Regions from separate parts of the Mus musculus genome. Here regions 1 and 2 are each linked to region 3. Evidence: chromatin contacts called from ENCODE Hi-C or POLR2A ChIA-PET data. All regions are on one chromosome and are shown on one strand. Each heading gives the region's core, a stretch centred on a gene start or an enhancer-like site at or near the end of the contact. The rest is flanking DNA. Distances are from core to core; before and after follow the strand shown.

Region 1 (4,509 bases), core at 398-2,897, 35 kb after region 3:
ACGTGAGTGTGTGTGTATGCCTGTGTTAGAATACCACTGGAGATCAAAGAGTACAGCCCGTCATAAGCCAAGGCAGCAGGAGCCACATCAAATCCACAATCAGGAAACAAGAGAGGGAGGAAGACATGTTTGCTGGTACTCAAGTCTCTTTCTCCAGTTTATGCTGTCCAGGATGCCCAGAGAATGGTCTTGTCCAGAACAAAATGGGTTTTCTTACATCAATGAATGTGATCAAGACAATCCCGACAGGCACGTCCATAGGCTCATCTCTAAATATAGTCAAGGTGTCAACTACAGCATCCTGAGGACTTGGTAGGGGCTATGCCACCTACAGATATGCACTCAACCAATGCTTACTACTGTCCACTACTGTTTTGTCTGGTTCTTTTATCTCTTTCTGTTTTATCTATTTTCCCCTTTAAAGTCTGATCTCTCCTTTGCCTCTTCGAGTGTAGTAAACCAAACTAGACAACGGAAACAAAGCCAGACTTACTAAGGATGTATTCATCTTCCGCTGCAGTAGGAAAAGTCTGTAGAAGGACTAATGCAGCCGGGTCTGGGGAAGGAAAAACAACGTCATTATGAGTGGGCGTGGAAAGAGGGGAATCCTGCACACAAACCTCCTGGAACATTCCCAGAAGAAAACCGGAGGGATGGTGGTCTCACTGGCTGTCAGAAAGGACTGGAGAATTGCAACTGTGCGTTGGGACTTGGGGGGAATGAATGAGTGCAGCTGACGAGGTGAATTAACAAGAAATGAACAAGAAATGCTAGTTAAATAACTGCCATTTACTAAGGGATACAAAAGAATACTCACAAGCTGCTCTGAAAACAAAAGTTAACCTGGTGGGAACTGTATTTATATACAATTACGTGATACTGTGACCACGACTTTAATATGACAAAAGGAACGCCGTCGGCCCGGGACTTAGCACTCCCACTAACAAACCCTCTGCGTGACCTCGGTTATGTCACCACTATCGCAGACCCACAGTCTTCCCCTATGAACAGACGCAAACACAAACTTTTCCTGAACTAGACCACAGGATGCTGCAGGGAGAGGATCGGGAAAACTAACAGGCACAGCAAGGGTGCCGATGGCGCCCAGTAACATCATGAGACTTAGAAGCCCTGGGAGGCAGGGATGTCAAGTGAGGTAGGAGTTTGGACAGCGCCTCTACAGCTCAGGTCACTGAACTGACCGCTCCTATGCCCACACGCCTCATCCTCGGGCCATCTAGACAGCCCAAAGCCATCAACACGACCACTGCTACCGTCCCGGATCCCGCACGCTGAGGACAGGAGGGGGCCGAGGCATCGCGCAGGCGCTGATCGCTCAGGCCTCGGCAAGCGGTCTCAGGCCCCCCTGCAAGCCATCAGACGGACCCAGCCTCCCTCTCACGGCCGCGATCTGCACCCTCAGGCCTCACCTAGGAGGCCGCGCCGGGCCCGGGTCTCGCTGCCCCCGTCAGCCCGGCCCTCGGCCTCCCCGGCCTGCAAAGCTGCGTTCGCCTGCTGCCGACCCGGACGCACCGGCCTCGGCCCGCAGGCTCGCGACTCCAGCTCGCGCAAGTCAAAGCTGCGAGCGTAGAGACACAGACCGCAGGAAGCCAGGCCAGCGCAGCGGACGTGCGCTTGCGCGAGCATGCACACAAACAGAAGTGCGCACGCGCAGCATGCGTGCCACTGGGCTGGTCCCTGTGGTCTTCCTTTCATCTTTGGGGAGGGGCCGCCCAGAACTCTTAGGCTTCCAGGGATCGTCGCACAAGTCTCCTCCTCGTTTCAGCAGCTTGTGGGTACCGAGCTGAGAGCAACAGTAACCTTCGTGATTTTCCTCACTTTGAACCTCCAGGAATGGCTTGAGGGGTTATATCCATTTACCCAGACCTCTCCCAGCTTGGTGCTTTTAGATAAAAGGCAGATTCTAACAGATGAAAGAGAGAGGAAAAAAAATGTGTCACGCTCTGTTTAACTGAAGTGCTAGAAGTTTCCATCAAACATTTAAGTATAAGAAGTGTCTACCACCTCTTTTAAAAGAAAGAAGACAAAAACAGTGGCTTTGCCAGATCATACAACAAATGCATAAAAGTTCTAAAAGCACCAGAAGGCACACATAGAAAGGGAGAAAAAACGTGTTTGTCAAATGACTTCTCCAACTTGATGTTTGCAGTCCGGCAACAATGCTCAAACGTGGAACCCTATGGTCAGTCAATTCCTCTCAGATTTCACCGGCCCTCCTGAATAATGCAAAAGTGCTCTTGTCCTATCTGCTTCCAAAGTTGATGGAGACACAACAGAAGCTGCAGATGCAAAAAAGGAAGGAAGAGAAAACACAAATGATGGGTTTCTATATCACACATCTAATGCACAGAAACTAAAAAGAGAACCAGAAAGAACTCACAGAAAGAAGGAAAATAGCTCTCTGTTAATTGACCTCTGAAAGGTGACATTTGGGGCCGGGCGACAATGACAGTTTTCAGAGATGGTACAATACAATGAACATTCCATCGACTTCTTACAGAACTAATGCAGCAGTGGTCTTGGTCTAATTCTTCATAAAGACGTTGGCATCAAAACTAATAACAAAGTCTACCAAAACAGAAAGTTCTCTGCACCAATGCAGAGAGTAACGTTTTCTTCCCAGAAGCACCAAGCACCTTGGAGCGCCAACCCTAGGTAATAAACTGCTGAGCAACCAGCAGGAGACAGAAGCATCACGAATCCCTCTCAGATGCTGCAGGGCACACATGGTCTCAGGAGAAAGGGTGAGCCCTCCTCCTCGGAAGGCCTGCACTGCCATGGGGCACCTTCTCCCAGGTTCTCACCTCACCTGGTAACTGAGGTGCCCACCTGAGCTGGCTCCTATCTCTTAAACCAAAAGCTTCCCTTCCCCATGGCAAGCAGGGGTTACGTCTCTGAATGAGGGGCCTGGGCTAAACTCCCCAGGTGACAGGGAGATAGGAACACTCTTTTCTCCAGGTTTACATTGCACAGATGGGACTCAGGCCTTTCAGAAAAGGAATTCCTTGCTTGCAGTGAGGACATTCAAGCTCATATAATTTTTGTATTAAGAAAAGGGGCTGGAGAGATGGCTCAGGGGTTAAGAGCACTGACTGCTCTTCCAAAGGTCCTGAGTTCAATTCTCAACAGCCACATGGTGGCTCACAACCATCTGTAAAGGGATCTGATGCCCTCTTTTGATGTGTCTGAAGACAGTGACAATGTACTTATATAAATAAAAAAGTAAATTAAATAAAAAAGGAAAAGAAAATATTTCGGTTTGTACAAACATGGAACAAGCAGTCAGCAGGCTGAGATGCTTCTGCTCTGCTCAGATGCAAATTGAGTAGCCAAGGAGGCACTCAACTAGTTGGGCCAAATGTCACCTTTCAGAGGTCAATTAACAGAGAGCTATTTTCCTTCTTTTTTTGTAGCTCCTGCAGTCTTTGTTTTCCCGTCTCATCTTCTCCTCATAGCACAGCTGGCCTGCTGAATGATGATAAGGTTGGAAGGTAGGCGACGACTGCCTGAGAGAAACCTTTCATGGAGCTTAAGGTTGCAGCATGGGGAGGGGGATGGCTTCTTCCCTGGGAACACACTTCAACAGCAAGCATCTGTGAACGTTGTGCAGCTTCCTCAGGGGGACTGGAGTGTTGGAAGAGGCTGAGCTTCTAAGAAAACACTCTGGTTGCCCTGAGGGCAGTTCACCAGACTGATTGGCTAATGGCCCTCTGCCTAGCACACCCAGGAAGAGATTAGCAGCTACAGATTATGGGAGCGAATAATTAGCTTCCTTAAAGGAAAAATAAACATTAAGATGGGTGCTCAAAATAAAGGCTTATTATTAACATTAATAGTCATTCAATACTATATAATAGTGTTCTATACTCAACTAAATACCCCTGAAAGAGAGCTGGTCATTCCATCTGCTCCAGAAGAATGTGTGTGTGTGTGTGTGTGTGTGTCTGCATGTATGTACATGTCTGTATGTATGTGTATGTCACTGTGTGTATGTGTTTACCTACGGTCTTACACATGTTTGGTTTTTTGTTTGTTTGTTTGGTTTGGTTTTTCAAGACAGGGTCTATCTATTTAGCCCTGGCTGTCTTGCAACTCACTCTGTAGACCAGGCTGGCCTTGAACTCAGAAATCTGCCCGCCTCTGCCTCCCAAATGCTGGGATTAAAGGCGTGTGCCACCACTGCCCAGCTGGCCTTGAACATGCTATACAAGCACTTGACCACTAAGCACTTGACCATCTAGCCCTTTTCTGTTTCATTTCTCTTTTAAGTTGGCTCACCAAGCTGGCATGAACCTACTCTGGAGCCCAGGCTGGCCTTGACTCTGCAACCCTGAGTAGCTGTGATGACAGTCCTGCACTATCATTCCCAACGTTCTAAGGCATTTTAACAAACGATAAGGATTAGGGCTGGAGAGGTGGCTAAGCAGTTAAAGAGCATGGATTGCTCTTCCTGGTGCTCAGAGAACCTGAGTTCAGCTCCCAGCACCA
Region 2 (4,386 bases), core at 624-3,123, 45 kb before region 3:
GTGAAAGTTATCCTGCAACAAGCTGTCACACACACTAGGCTCATGCCTGGGCTGCCTGCCTGTGTCTGTGTTGACTGTGACTCAGATCTATGTTCCAAGGGTCAGATTTGAGGCAACTGAAGTGCATATGTGTGTGTATCTGTGTGCTTGCACTTGTGCAATACATGCATGTGACAGACAGACAGGGAGACAGACAGAGACAGAGAAAGAGAAATAGGGAATTTTGAGTGTGGGGCCTCATGAATGCTGGGGCATTGGCACATTTTTCAGCTGTATATACTGCCTGGTGGGTCAGATCTGATGCAGAAGGTCAGCTGAGTGATGAGTCTGCACCACAGGGTCAGGGCTGGTGCTCAGGCATTGAAGGCTATTTGCTAACACTCTGGTTTTCTGCCCACAGCATCTGTTCCTGGCATTTCCAAGGATTGTCTTCCTACTGGGCTTTGTCATCGTTTTGAGCATGCTCCTGGCTGGCTACTTGTGCTTTGCTCTGTACCTGGCTGCCACCAACCAGACCACAAATGAATGGTATAAAGGCGACTGGGCCTGGTGCCAGCGCTGGCCTCTGGTGGCTTGGTCCCCATCAGCTGAGCCCCGGATCCACCAGAACATTCACTCCCACGGGTTTAGGAGCAACCTTCGAGAGATCTTTCTACCTGCTACCCCCAGTTACAAGAAAAAGGAGAAATAGAGCGGAAGTGCCCTGCCTTTTAAATACAGTGCACACCTATTTGTACACATGGATATTTGTTTTCTCATCATTGTCTGTGTTGGTTTCTGCTGTGTGGGCGTGAGTGGGCTTTAGTGGGGAAAAAGAGATGGGAAGCTAGGCTTGCTGAGTTCTCGTGTCTCCCAGGGCAGATTTCCCTCCTGCCTATATTCTGCTAGATCCAGTAACTTCTGAGGTCCTAGTGTGAGAAGGGTCAAGAGATGTCCAAGGCTCTGGGTGACAAGGAGGCCTTTGCCTCTTTCACTGCACCCTTGGGCGCCTGAACTAGGACCATAAAGTCTGTTCCCTGATGTACAAGAGAGTCTCTGGGCTGTGCCCAGCTGCACTCTCTCCCTGGTCTGTTCTTTCCCAGGCAGGGGCCCTTTATCATCTTAACTAAATCCTCTCAGCCATAGGCCTCTTAGTCATTGTATTTGTGAGCCACACGCAAGACTTTTCCATTCTGTTTAAAATCTCTACTCCCCGATGGGCGGTGGTGGTGCACACCTTTGATCACAGTACTCAGGAGGCAGAGGAACGTGGATCTCTGAGTTTGAGACCAGCCTGGTCTACACAGTGAGTTACAGGACAGCCAGGGTTACACTGAGTACCCCTGACTCGAAAAACCAAAAGAAAAAAAAAAATCTCCAGTCTTCATTAACAGCTAGTTTAGTATAAATTGTAAATAAACCATCGCCCATAGATTGTATAGAAATCTTGAGCTGGGGAGTGGGAGTGTTGTAGGGTGGGAGGGTTTTCAGGAACAGGGAGCACGTGGGCTAAACCTTGTACTAAGATTCCCATAGTCCTCCTGGGCTGGGCTAGAGCATAGCAGTTAAGAGGGTCCAGGAGTCAGGAGAGAATTTGGAAACACTGACCCTGGAACAGAAGGATCAGGGCGTGGGGGTGCTTACAAGCATCATTTGTCCTAGTAGTCGCCCCACTCCCGGGGGCGATCAGAGCACGTCCTGGTTGGAGGGGAGCATGAGAAGGCTTGGGTGCGTGGTGCCGGCTCAGAACACCTCCGAGTGTCTGATAATCAAACACCTCTGAAGCCGGAGAAACTCTTGCGAAGACGGCGGGGCGGGGCCTCGTGCTTGCCCGTGCGGGCTTCACCGCCAGGGGGCGCCCACGAGAGCGCGCGGCCGCAGCCCGAGCTTGGCCCCTGCGGGCCGCCGTCGCCATTCAGCCGCCGGTTCGGCCGAGCGGCGTCGGCTCCCGCGGCTCTGGGCGGCGCCGCAGTCGGACCCCAGGATACTCGCTGGCCCGTGGCGGCGGCGGCAGCGGCGACGATGGTCCCCTGAGCGGGTTGGCGCCTGTTAGAGGCGGGCGGGCGCCGCGACCCTGCCCGCGTCGGGGCCCAGGCCGGTCGCGCCTCTTTGTCTCCGGGCGGAAGTAGGACTCGCGGCGGGGACAGGGCGGCCGCACCATGAGCGACATCCGCCACTCGCTGCTGCGGCGCGACGCGCTGAGCGCCGCCAAGGAGGTGCTGTACCACCTGGACATCTACTTCAGCAGCCAGCTGCAGAGCGCGCCGTTGCCCATCGTGGACAAGGGCTCCGTGGAGCTGCTGGAGGAGTTCGTGTTCCAAGTGCCCAAGGAGCGCGGCGCGCAGCCCAAGGTGCCCGCCCCGGCCGTGCCCTCGCTCGGTGACAGGAGCTCGCCCCGAGGTCTCGCTCCTCTTTCCGCTCCCCCGGCCTTGCAGTCCAGCGGCGTTGCTCAGCCGCGTGCCCGTTTCGCAGGCGTGTGACAGTCGCCCACCAATGAATGATCCGGGGTGGTGGCTTTGTGAACTGGCTACTTAACATCCCTCTGGGATGTCGCTTAACTAGATGCAGGGTTTTTTCCTTTGCTTATTCATAGAGTTAAGCCCCCCCGGGCTTAGGCTTCTGAAGGGTGAAAAAAATACACCCTGGGAAAAAGAATAGATCTGTTTTCCTTTTTCAAACACTGTCTTTCTGTGTACCATGTATCTCGGGCCAGCCTGAAACTCATTATCGGCTAGACTCAGCCTCGTGTGCGCTGGGATTCTAAGCATCCACTTCCCTAATCTCTTAGGGTGGGAGCTAAGGGGCAGGTGGAGGCCCTCTTCTCACAGCTTCTCTTCCGGGTTTGTTTTTACAGAGACTGAATTCCCTCCAGGAGCTCCAGCTTCTTGAAATCATGTGCAGTTACTTCCAGGAGCAAAGCAAGGACTCTGTGCGGCAGATCATTTTCTCCTCCCTTTTCAGCCCCCAAGGGAACAAAGCCGACGACAGCCGAATGAGCTTGTTGGGAAAGCTGGTCTCCATGGCCGTGGCCGTGTGTCGGATCCCCGTGTTGGAATGTGCGGCCTCCTGGCTCCAGGTACTGCTCTCGAAATAGCGTCTCCCACAGTCTCCGTAGACAGGATAACAAGAGTTTGGATGTTCGTAGAGGTCTTTTACACGTGCGTGATGTCATCGATCATCCCTGCCTGGGTGCTACACCCAGTCCCGTTTTTTTTATGGAGCAAACATTTTTTTTGTTTCTTTGATTGACTTTTTTTTTTTGAAAAAAGAATTTGGTATGTAGCCCAAGCTGAATTCAACCCTCATGACCCTTCTACCTGAGTCTCTTGAGGATTATAGGGTCCACGTGTCTGGCTCTGGAATTGTAGCCTTCTTGTACACAAAGTAGTAAAATTAGGATTTGTTTCATTTTGAAACAGGTTCTGATTATGTAGCCTGGGCTGTCCTGGATCTCAAAATGTAGACCAGGCTGGCCTTGAACTCAACCCAGACCAGGTGTCTCTGCCTCCCTAGCATTTGCTATTAAAGGTGTATGCCATCACACCCAGCTTACTTTTAGTATTACTGTGCATGTGTGATGTGTGTGTGGTTGCCTGTGCCACAGCACATCTGGAGAGGCCTGAGGACAGCTGTGTGAAGTCGGGTCACTACTGTCACCTTTTTTTGAGACAGGGTTTCTCTGTGTAGCACTGGCTGTCCTGTAACTCACTGTGTAGACCAGGCTGGCCTTGAACTCAGTAATCCGCCTGCCTCTGCCTCCCGAGTGCTGGGATTAAAGGTATGCGCCACCGCCACCTGGCTTCCTTGGCTCCTTTTCATCTTAAATTTGTAAAATTATTTGTTAATGTGGAACTGTTTTGCGTGGGGATGTTGTGTCTGTGTACCACCTGTATGCTGCTGCTCACACTGTGGAGGCTGGAAGCGGAGCGGGCTTTCGATCCCTGCAACTAGAGTTACAAATGGTTGTGAGCCACCATGTGGGTGCTAGGAATCGAATTTGGGTCCTCTGGGAGAGCAGCCAGTGCCCCTAACTACTGAGCTGCCTGTCTAGCCCCCTACTTCTTTTGTCCTTATGCTGTTACAGAGCTTTCTCTCAGGTTGTCGGGCTTGCAAGGCAAGAGCTTAACTGGCTGAATCCTCCACCATCCCCCACCATCCCCCACCATCCCCCACCATCCTCCACCATCCCCCACCAACCATCCCCCACCATCCTCCCAGTTTGCGTCTTACTGTATGGCCTCGATTGGCATGGAATTCACTCTGTAGACCAGGCTGGCCTCTAACTCACAAAGATTTGCCATCCTTGGCCTCCCCAGATTAAAGGTGTGTGACACCACACCCAGCCTTAAATTAATTTTTTGATAAACAAAACAAAAAGGCCTCATCTTCAGAATAAATGGAAAATCT
Region 3 (4,354 bases), core at 1,085-3,584:
GTGGCACCGCCCTTAGTGGGCTGGGCCCTCCCACATCAATTGGCAATCAAGAAAATGCACAGACATACCCACAGGCCAATCTGATGGAGCTAATTTCTCAACTGAGAGCTCTTTTCCTAAGTGCCTCAACTTGACACTCAAGATTAGCCATCACACTATCTTGAGCCAGTCATACATACACACACACACACACACACACACACACACACACACACACACACACATTCCCCTGACAGTGTGATGCAGCCAGGATCCCTCACTAGAATCTGCCATGCTGTTTGAACTTCCAGTCTCCAAAACTGTGAATTAAATACATGTTTTCTTTACTCCCTTCCCCTCCAAAAAAGTAGCCTCGAATTCCACTGGAGTTCCAATCGCCCACAGCAGGCAATACTAACTAACGTCCTATCTGTTCTGTTCTGTTTTGTTTTCAAAGGAGCTGGGGATGGAATCCAAAGCCTTTCGTAAGCTCGGTACCGCATGCTCCCAGATCCTCAGCAGTGGTTTCTAGGCAAATGCTCTTCCACTGAGTCATACCCCAGCTTCTCACTGGTGTGAATTCTGAGTAATCAGTCTGCTATCTAACCACAACTTCAGCCCCTCACTGAGGGGATTCTAAGTCAGGCCCAGCACTGGTAAGCTTACCCCCAACCCCCACCTTTTAATGTTTTTGGAGATGGGGGTCTTACTAAATTGCTTGGGTTGGTTTTGAACTCATGATCCTCCAGAGTAGCTGGGACTTCAAGCTTGCACCACTGTGTCTGGCTGCATGATACTTGAGACATATGGACTCCATTTGAAAATCTGTTTCTCCATTTTCCCAGCTGCTCACTTGACAACAGGGCCCAAGAACATGGGAAGGGAGCACAGCATGGAACACGGCAGGAACACGTGCATGCATGGAACATGGCAGGAACACGTGCATGCATGGAACATGGCAGGAACACGTGCATTCATGGAACATGGCAGGAACACATGCATGCATGGAACATGGCAGGAACACATGCATGCATGGAACAGGGCAGGAACACGTGCATGCGTGGAACATGGCAGGAATGCATGTATGCATGGAACATGGCAGGAACACGCACATGCATGGAACATGGCAGGTACACACATTCATCACCTCCTTCGGGTTTCCCAGAGGGAAAGGTTGGCTCCCCTTCCCTTCCCTGGGTTTCTAGCCTGCCAGGGATCCTGCAGAGAGGCAGGTGATTTGGTAGGTAACCCATCTGTGTGAAAACCCAGGGTGCGTAAGAATGTCATCACGGAGATAGCTCATGTGCACACATGTGAACACACATCCTAGTAAAACCGAGAGACAAGCAGCTTCCTTCTATGTGTGCCTAAATGTGTGTAGGCAGGAAAGAAGAGTGTTTCTGGTCCCTAGAGAACCCACAGTTAGGGGTTAGGGCTCGCCTAAGATGAGAAAGGCTATGACTCCTAAAGCATCCAGTCTACATGGTCTACCAAGAAAAGCACAAGAGTGTCACAAAGACTTTTCAATATAAGGGAGGGGAGGCCAAGGAAGAGGGGAGAGAGGGCAGAGGCTAGAACTCTGGTCTCCCCAGGGTCATGTCCAGGGTTGGTCTCTATAGGTACCTAGGGCATTTACTCCAGGCATAGGTGGCCAGCAGGCTTGGGGTCCAGGGACTTCATAATATGGATGGCTCTTTGGAGCTACAGAGCACTGCCCTGAGTAGTCGTGAATATATCAATGGACTGTCAAGGTTCGACCTGTCTAAAGCCATGCAAGGCTATTTCCCAATATTCTTGCCAGGCCTGGGGATGACAGATTAGGGAGTTGAAGAACATAAATCCAGTCTGGCCTCAATCTCCAGTCTTTCATGCATTTGACTGTTATAGTCCACAGTACCCCCCTCACGCCTTGAATAGGCTGCCCCTCTGTCTGCCACACCCTGCACACACAAGTAAAGCCAGAATGGATCAATCTCCCAGCCACACCCTTGCCCATGTCAGGGTCAGACAAGCGCTGCCTGAATACCCATTGGGGGTCACTACCCTTCTCCACCATCAGGAGATCCAGGGAGGGTCCGGTGGACAGGAGGACGGGCTCCCGACACGTCCTGGCACGGGCAAAGGTAGACTTAGGCTGTCGTCTGGCGAGAAGAGATGCTCGCTGGGGCTGGACGTCGTGGGCAGGGGTCCCTTGAAACATAGAGGAGCAGGTAATAAGCAGGGGGTGCTCATTGTGGGTAGCTATAACCATCCTCCATGCATATGGGGGTGCGACGCAGCAGCACCCTGTCTACATCCAGAGCTCCGGGACGCCCCATGACCGGAAGTGCCCCCCTCGTGGGCGCGGACAAGGCGGGGCCGGCGGGCGGCACTTCCGGTGCCCACGCGCCGCCGCCTCCTCCGCCGTCGCGCAGCTCGCGGCCGTCACTTTGTGTAGTGCGGGGGGGAGTCCCCGGTGGTCACAGCCCCCCACCCCCCACGAGTCCGTGTCTCGCTCCGGCTTGGCCGGGCCCGGGCGCGCGCGCGGTGAGTGGGGCGCGCGGATGCGGCAGGTGCGCGCGGGCGGGACGCGCGCGCTGGGGGCGGTGGCGGCGGCAAGGCTGGCCGTCATGGATGCTCGAGAGCTGGAGGCCTCCGGTGTCCGTGGGGAGATCGCGGGACTGCAGGGCCCGTCCTTGGTGGGGTCGGAGTTGCAGCTGCACGAGCTAGATCTTCCAGGCCCCTAGATCCCCCCAATACCGACCTGGGCCTGCGCGGCACGTCAGGGATGGCTTAACACCCTAGAGGGGTACAGACTCCAGCGTGGGAGGGGGCGGGCCGGGGACGTCGTGCACTGCACCTTTGCAGGGTGCTAGCGCCGCCTTCTCCAGCTTAGGGGCGGGAGCTGGGCCGGAGCCGCCCCCGCCCCCTAGAGAGACACCTTCCAAGGAGGGCTGTCATTACTCCCGCCCTAGCGCGAAGTGGAAGCTAGGTACCCTCCCCCCATCCCCCAGAGAGAGGAAGAAAAGGGAAAGACCTTGTCCTGGAGCCCTACAGCCAGCTTTGTGACATTGAGGGGCCGTGGCCTAGCCTGCTTCATCTGTAAATGGAGGCTGGCTGGACTGCTCTCTCTCTCTGCTAAATCTGTTGCCCCCGAGATGGGTGGTGGAACGCGTTGGCAGAATCTAGGGTGCATTATGTGGACACAAGAAGGGAGGGAGGAGGTGCAGGTATCAGCGAGGATCAGCCCACCTGCTCAGCCTGGGTGGGTGGCATTGGCATTTTGTTTTGGTTCTGTCGCTACTGGCTGGGCCAGGGGGCTAGCTGGCCTGGTTGAGGAGCCTGCTCTGGGGGGTCGTGGATGACCTCCAGGGAGCAACCCTGGAGAATAGGGGCTCCGGAAACTGGGCAGATGGTGAGGAGTGTAGTGAACAGGGAAAGACATTCTGGACAAAAAAGGGTCTTAAGTCAGTGGGGCTAGTGAACGGGAATGAAGGTAACTAGCCACAAGTGCGCATGCGCGAGCGTGACCCCACGCAAACATCCTTTACGTGGATCCCCTGGATTTGGGACTTTTCTGGAGTTCCTAACTTTTAACCTTTACGATTGTGTCTCTGCACACTCCTTTCTATGGACAGTGCAGCACCCCGTTCTGAGTGTCTGCAGCGCTGTGCCCTAGGCTCAGGACTTGAGTGGAAAGATGTGTTGAAGTGACACAGTGATTTTTGCCTGATGAAGCCGTGAACTTGACACTGCATTCGAATCCAGGATGAGAGGTTAAGGAGAATGGAGCAGAAAGGCGTTCTAGGGACTGATTGGCAGGAGTGGGGCTAAGAATATCCCAGGAGGAGGGGAACCCCCAGGGCCTGAGTTGCAAGAATATGAACTGACCTTCTCCTGGTCAGACTGGTTTTCAGAGCTTCTGTTCTGAATCTTGGGTCAGAGCACCTGGAGCATCAGGCTTTTCTTGGCTTCTGCCCTGTCTCCCTGTCTTCTCATGGCTTTTTTTGTTTTTTTTTTTTTTTTTTTGTTTTTTGTTTTTTTTTTTTTCGAGACAGGGTTTCTCTGTGTAGCCCTGGCTGTCCTGGAACTCACTCTGTAGACCAGGCTGGCCTCAAACTCAGAAATCCTCCTGCCTCTGCCTCCCAAGTGCGCCACCACCGCCCAGCTAGAGGCTTTTAATAGGCTTTTTTTTTTTCCTTCACTTTTTCCCTTCTTGCTCTGTCCTGACAAGCAACTCAAGGGAGGAAGTAGTTGCTTGGGCTCCCAGTTGAAAGGTACAGCCCATCACGGTGGGAGAGACACGGAGGCCACGCAGAGAGACTGATGCTGGGGCTCAGCCTGCTCTCTCCTTCTCATTCACACCAGGGCCCCAGCCTAGGGGATGGTGCTGCCC

Evidence for each region. Hi-C counts contacts between places; a loop is a spot of excess contacts on that map. ChIA-PET counts read pairs that join two places held with the same protein, here RNA polymerase II (POLR2A).
Region 1: a loop to region 3 is called in a map of gastrocnemius, with 8 times the contacts of the local background. The contact joins the promoter of Zfp12 here to the promoter of Zfp316 in region 3. A Hi-C loop is called at or near these places in 6 of 37 maps with a recorded cell type or tissue (T-helper 2 cell, adrenal gland, gastrocnemius and 1 more). POLR2A ChIA-PET finds 5 or more read pairs at or near these places in 1 of 5 experiments (Patski).
Region 2: POLR2A ChIA-PET joins it to region 3 with 11 read pairs in Patski. The contact joins the promoter of E130309D02Rik here to the promoter of Zfp316 in region 3. A Hi-C loop is called at or near these places in 1 of 37 maps with a recorded cell type or tissue (heart). POLR2A ChIA-PET finds 5 or more read pairs at or near these places in 1 of 5 experiments (Patski).

The regions. Positions count from the first base shown.
Region 1 is chr5:143,232,301-143,236,809 of GRCm38, reverse strand. It overlaps Zfp12 (zinc finger protein 12), which reads right to left and starts at 1,647. Exons shown (of 5, transcript NM_001289589.1): 1 at 1,431-1,647; 2 at 494-556. The coding sequence starts at 508. 4930448H16Rik (RIKEN cDNA 4930448H16 gene) reads right to left here. Exons shown (of 5, transcript NR_040700.1): 5 at 2,062-2,300. It overlaps Gm38735 (a long non-coding RNA gene), which reads left to right and starts at 2,280. Exons shown (of 3, transcript XR_868668.3): 1 at 2,280-2,676; 2 at 3,435-3,512.
Region 2 is chr5:143,312,847-143,317,232 of GRCm38, reverse strand. E130309D02Rik (RIKEN cDNA E130309D02 gene) reads left to right here and starts at 1,873. Exons shown (of 6, transcript NM_172726.4): 1 at 1,873-2,330; 2 at 2,834-3,055. The coding sequence starts at 2,139. Zdhhc4 (zinc finger, DHHC domain containing 4) reads left to right here. Exons shown (of 8, transcript NM_028379.5): 8 at 401-744. The coding sequence ends at 691.
Region 3 is chr5:143,268,002-143,272,355 of GRCm38, reverse strand. It overlaps Zfp316 (zinc finger protein 316), which reads left to right and starts at 2,334. Exons shown (of 7, transcript NM_017467.3): 1 at 2,334-2,505.